2 separate regions of the Homo sapiens genome follow, and region 1 is linked to region 2. Evidence: read pairs that join two places in POLR2A ChIA-PET (ENCODE). Cell type or tissue: B cell. All regions are shown on one strand. Each heading gives the region's core, and the rest is flanking DNA. Links, peaks and the distances in the headings are about the cores only.

Region 1 (2,902 bases), core at 185-2,684, 64 kb after region 2:
GGGGCAGATGGGGCTGAGACCTTTGCTGATGGTGTCCCCCGAGAAGGCCTGTCTCGCCAGCATGTCCTTACTAGAATTGGTGTTATGTCTTTGATTCGCAAGAAGGTGAGCCCTGAGCCTCTTGCCATTGTTTCTAGGGGGCCAGGCGCAGTGGCTCACACCTGTAATCCCAGCACTTTGGGAGGCTGAGGCGGGTGGATCACTTGAGGTCAGGAGTTAGAGACTAGCCTGGTCAACATGGCGAAACCCCATCTCTACTAAAAATACAAAAATTAGCTGCACGTGGTGGCGGGCACCTGTATTCCCAGCTACTCAGAAGGCTGAGGCAGGAGAATTGCTTGAACCCGGGAGGCGGAGACTGGAAGGCCAATAGGAAAGGAGCCTGTAGCTGGAATTGGGTCTTCAACTTCTTGTCCCATTGCTACAGGTTCAGGAGTTTGAACATGTTAATGGGCGCTGGAGCATGCCTGAACTGGCTGAGGTGGAGGAAAACAAGAAGATGTCCCAGCCAGGGTCACCCTCCCCAAAAACTCCTACACCCTCCACTCCAGGGGACACGCAGCCCAACACTCCTGCACCTGTCCCACCTGCTGGTAAGTCTGCCTGTCCTATCATTTTCTGTCCCTCTCTTTTTGTCCTGGCCTATTTTTCTGCTCCCCTGTGCTCAGTTCTAACAGGGTAGTCTGGCAGGACACACAGCAATTCCCTCTCAGTTTAGGAGGGCCGTCCTAAGAATAGGGCTGGCTCTTAAAGGCACGAGAGGACAATTTAAGATGAGACAAACTGGGAAGAAATGACCTTCTCTCTGATCTAGTACCTTCTTCCTAATTGATTGTCTTTTATTGTTCTGCAGAAGATGGGATAAAAATAGAGGAAAATAGCCTCAAAGAAGAAGAGAGCATAGAAGGAGAAAAGGAGGTTAAATCTACAGCCCCTGAGACTGCCATTGAGGTAAGAGATGGGGTGACTGAATGCCATACTAAAGACAAATGTGTAAGTCCAGTCTTCCTTTTAGTTGCTGGCCTGTCTGCTTCATCTGTTTTGTTTTTGTTTTTTTTTCCTTTGAAGTGTACACAGGCCCCTGCCCCTGCCTCAGAGGATGAAAAGGTCGTTGTTGAACCCCCTGAGGGAGAGGAGAAAGTGGAAAAGGCAGAGGTGAAGGAGAGAACAGAGGAACCTATGGAGACAGAGCCCAAAGGTAAAGGTATCCACATTTTTTTTGTTTGTTTGTTTGTTTTGAGACAGTGTAGTGCTGCCGCCAGGCTGGAGTGCTGTGGCGCGATCTTGGCTTACTGCAACCTCCACCTCCCAGGTTCGAGCGATTCTCCTGCCTCACCCTCCCGAGGAGCTGGGATTACAGACAGACGCCATCATGCCCAGCTAATTTTTGTATTTTTAGTAGAGACAGGGTTTCACCATGTTGGCCAGGCTGGTCTAAATCTCCTGACCTCATGATCCACCTGCTTTTGCCTCCCAGATTGCTGGGATTACAGGCATGAGCCACTGTGCCTGGCTTTTTTTTTTTTTTTTTTTTTTTCAAAGGAGTTTTACTCGTTGCCCAGGCTGGAGTGCAATGGTGCGATCTCGGCTTACTGCAACCTCCGCCTCCTGAGTTCAAGCGATTCTCCTGCCTCAGCCTCCTGAGTAGCTGGGATTACAGGCATGTACCACCATGCTCAGCTAATTTTGTATTTTTTAGTAGAGAGGGGGTTTCTCCATATTGGTCAGGCCAGTCTCCAACTCCTAACCTCAGGTGATCCACCTGCCTTGGCCTCTCAAGGTGCTGGGATTACAGGCGTGAGCTACCATGCCTGGCCGGTATCCATATTAAGCACTACAGATCCCTGTGTGAACCATGGTCACTCGTGAATTTTTGCTGGGGCTGTAGAGATATCAGGAGGAAGCGACACACTGAAGAATCCTGCACCCTTGATTTTAGGTGGCAGGTTTTCCCCTAACTTAAGGTATCTCTTATGACTTTATTTGTTGTTGTTGTTGTTGTTGTTGTTGTTTTCGAGATGGAGTCTCACTCTGTCACCCAGGCAGGAGTGCAGTGGCACGATCTCTGCTCACTGCAACTCCCGCCTCCTGGGTTCAAGCGATTCTCCTGCCTCAGCCTCTGAGTAGCTGGGATTGCAGGCGTGCCACAACCATGCCCACGTAATTTTTTTTTTTTTTTTTTTTTTGAGACGGAGTCTCGCTTTGTCGCCCAGGCTTGAGTGCAGTGGCGCCATCTCGGCTCACTGCAAACTCCGCCTCCCGGGTTCACACCATTCTCCTGCCTCAGCCTCCTGAGTAGCTGGGACTACAGGCGCCTGCCACCATGCCCGGCTAATTTTTTGTATTTTTAGTAGAGACGGGGTTTCACCGTGTTAGCTAGGATGGTCTCCACCTCCTGACCTCGTGATCCGCCCGCTTTGGCCTCCCAAAGTGCGGGGATTACAGGCGTGAGCCACCACGCCTGGCCAAAATTTTTTTTTTTTTTTTTTTTGAGACGGAGTCTTACTCTGTCACCCAGGCTGGAGTGCAGTGGCACGATCTTGGCTCACTGCAACCTCCGCCTCCTGGGTTCAAGTGATTCTCCTGCCTCAGTCTGCTGAGTAGCCACCATGCCTGGCTAATTGTTTTTTTTGTTGTTGTTTTTTTTTTTTTTGAGATGGAGTCTTGCTCCGTCGCCCAGGCTGATGTGCAGTGCAGTGGTGTGATCTTGGCTCACTGCAACCTCCACCTCCTGGGTTCAAACAATTCTCCTGCCTCAGCCTCCTGAGTAGCTGGGATTACAGGCATGCGCCACCACGCCCGGCTAATTTTTGTATTTTAGTAGAGATGGGGTTTCACCATGTTGGCCAGGCTGGTCATGAACTCCTGACCTCAAGAGATCCACCCATCTCGGCCTCCCATA
Region 2 (2,902 bases), core at 103-2,602:
AGGTCAGGAGATCGAGACCATCCTGGCTAACACGGTGAAACTCTGTCTCTACTAAAAATACAAAAAATTAGCTGGGCGTGGTGGCAGGCGCCTGTAGTCCCAGCTACTCGAGAGACTGAGGCAGGAGAATGGCGTGAACCCGGGAGGTGGGGCTTGCAGTGAGCCGAGATCGCGCCACTGCACTCCAGCCTGGGTGACAGAGTGAGACTCCGTCTCAAAAAAAAAAAACAAAAAAAACAAACCCAAAACCCAAACAAAAAGAAGTAGGGAAGAGGGATGGGAAGAGGCAAAGAGATAAGCCCTTACGTTTCTTCGAACAGGTCAGTGATTTTGAGTCAAATGCAAAAGTGACGGCAGGGATGTGGCCCAGACAAACAGAGATTCATCTTCTGAAGGGACCCTTTCTCAGGTCTAGAGGGTTCCAGCAGGGACCATGTCCCTTTATCCCTGCCTAGAAACTGAGAGATAAGACATGCTGGAAAAGGGGTTGAAGAACCAGCTGGAGCAGAAGTCTGCCCTTTAGGAAAGGCTTTCCCATTTTCCTTCTCTTCCTGCAGAGAGTCCTGTGTTCCCAGCCAGTCTCTATTCTCTCACCTAACACTCTCAAGGAGATAGAAGCTTCAGCTGAAGTCTCACCCACCACGATGACCTCCCCCATCTCACCCCACTTCACAGGTGAGACCCTCTCAGCAGCCGGGAGACCACCAGCTACTCCCACAACTCCCAGAGCCCACAACGTAAGGCATCCATGGCAGGGAAATGGGAAGCATGTTGGGCGGGAAGGGGGCGCCAGCAGACAGCTGTTTACACAAAGGAGTGTCAGCTTTTTATGAATACAAGTTAGGGCTCTCCTGGACCAGAATCTCTTCTGCCATTACTTACAATTTTGCCCTGAATCCATTTTTCCCAATTCCAGAGACATTGTTGCATTACAAAGGACCTCTAGGCCCTTTATAAGCTAATGTCTTCACTTTAGAAAGGATTGACTGCTAGCTACTCAGCATACTTGGTGTTTCCTAAGGGAGAGGGACAAATGGTGGTATTTGAGGTGGAAGTTAGGGAAGGAGGAGTGCTTGCCAGGGAGGTGGGAAGGTGATGCATACCACCAGCCTTACAGTTGCCGTGGTAATGTTCTTTTAGTTTAATACTTATGTTCTTTTCTGTGTTTTTCTGTGTGTATAAGTGTGACTTGGTCTGCTTTGTTTATGTGTGTGTCCCTCTGTGAACAAAGACACTCAGGGGCTAGAAGCCTGACTGTCTCTCTCCCTTCTCTCTAAACCCTGCTGTAGTGACAGAACGCCAGACCTTCCAGCCCTGGCCTGAGAGGCTCAGCAACAACGTGGAAGAGCTCCTACAATCCTCCTTGTCCCTGGGAGGCCAGGAGCAAGCGCCAGAGCACAAGCAGGAGCAAGGAGTGGAGCACAGGCAGGAGCCGACACAAGAACACAAGCAGGAAGAGGGGCAGAAACAGGAAGAGCAAGAAGAGGAACAGGAAGAGGAGGGAAAGCAGGAAGAAGGACAGGGGACTAAGGAGGGACGGGAGGCTGTGTCTCAGCTGCAGACAGACTCAGAGCCCAAGTTTCACTCTGAATCTCTATCTTCTAACCCTTCCTCTTTTGCTCCCCGGGTACGAGAAGTAGAGTCTACTCCTATGATAATGGAGAACATCCAGGAGCTCATTCGATCAGCCCAGGAAATAGATGAAATGAATGAAATATATGATGAGAACTCCTACTGGAGAAACCAAAACCCTGGCAGGTATAGGAAGTTTTGACTCTGTCATCCACCCTGCCCTCCCTTCTGCCTTTCTTGGGAGTGAGAAGCCCATTTTCCTAGCTTCAGCCTCCAGATCCACTCAGACCTGTCTGGACTTCAGGCACAGCTAGCAACTGCCTCACCAATTCTGTGCCCATTGTTGGCTTAAGCACTGCTCAAATGCTTATTCTCTATGTAAGCCCTGTACCTGGAGCTACCAGACTTGGGTTCTGGTCTTGTCTCTGCCCTGTTTAGCATTGCAATCCTGAGAAAGTAATTTCTCCTTTCGGGTCCTCAGTTCCTCATTTGAAAAATGAGGCGATTTGTCCAGAGGCCTCTAAGGCCCCATGCTAAGCATGCTGAATGTGTGTGACCAAAGCAGACACTAAGGGAAGGGGAAGAGACTGGATGTAGTTTCCTGCCCGGGCCACCTGGCCCAGCCCCACCCTCAGTGCTGTCTTCTTGCAGCCTCCTGCAGCTGCCCCACACAGAGGCCTTGCTGGTGCTGTGCTATTCGATCGTGGAGAATACCTGCATCATAACCCCCACAGCCAAGGCCTGGAAGTACATGGAGGAGGAGATCCTTGGTTTCGGGAAGTCGGTATGCCAGCCATACTGTCTAATGGATACATGCCACTGGGCATCCTCTTGGCCAGGCACTGTGCTAGGCTATGGGAGTGGAGGATGGGCAGGAGAAGCATGAGACATAGCTGGAGAGATTCTCTCCAAGTGGGACTCTTTTCTTAGGAAGGGCATTACCAGTCCACTTTAAAGGAGGAAGGCTCAAGACCCAGTCTGAAATGCAATCCAGTCCAGAATTCATTCTTCACCTCTTCACCTCCCTGAGTTGCCAGGCTTCCAGATTTCACTCCTTTTTTTTTTGAGACAGGGTCTTACTCTATTACTCAGGCTGGAGGGGAGTGGTGCGATCATGGCTTACTGCAGCCTTGACCACCTGGGCTCAAGTGATCCTCCTCTCATCTCAGCCTCCCGAGTAGCTGGGACTATAGGCATGTGTCACCATGCCTGGCTAAATTTTTTTTTATTTTTTGTAGAGATGGGGTCTCCCTTTGTTGCCCATGTTTGTCTAGAACTCCTGGGCTCAACCAATCCTCCTGCCTCGGCCTCCCAAAATGCTGGGATTACA

The links. ChIA-PET counts read pairs that join two places held together with the same protein. Peaks named below come from ENCODE experiments on the same cell type or tissue, not always from the same donor. Only the 100,000 strongest peaks of a DNase experiment are listed, where the experiment ranks them.
Region 1: POLR2A ChIA-PET joins it to region 2 with 6 read pairs; 7 of 35 experiments call an interaction of 5 or more read pairs at or near these places.

The regions. Positions count from the first base shown.
Region 1 is chr12:6,579,340-6,582,241 of GRCh38, reverse strand. It overlaps CHD4 (chromodomain helicase DNA binding protein 4), which reads left to right. Exons shown (of 40, transcript NM_001273.5): 30 at 1-105; 31 at 428-593; 32 at 854-951; 33 at 1,069-1,198. All of the region lies in intron 2 of CHD4-AS1 (CHD4 antisense RNA 1), which reads right to left. It also overlaps SCARNA11. Among named protein-coding and RNA genes, the nearest start is that of CHD4-AS1, 12 kb to the right of the region's middle. In B cell, for the core only: no CTCF peak of the experiment used is centred there; no DNase peak of the experiment used is centred there.
Region 2 is chr12:6,642,993-6,645,894 of GRCh38, reverse strand. ACRBP (acrosin binding protein) reads left to right here. Exons shown (of 10, transcript NM_032489.3): 4 at 558-675; 5 at 1,290-1,758; 6 at 2,224-2,356. Among named protein-coding and RNA genes, the nearest start is that of ACRBP, 3.0 kb to the left of the region's middle. In B cell, for the core only: no CTCF peak of the experiment used is centred there; DNase peaks (open chromatin) are centred at 1,544 and 2,054; H3K4me3 peaks cover 873 bases; H3K27ac peaks cover 1,593 bases.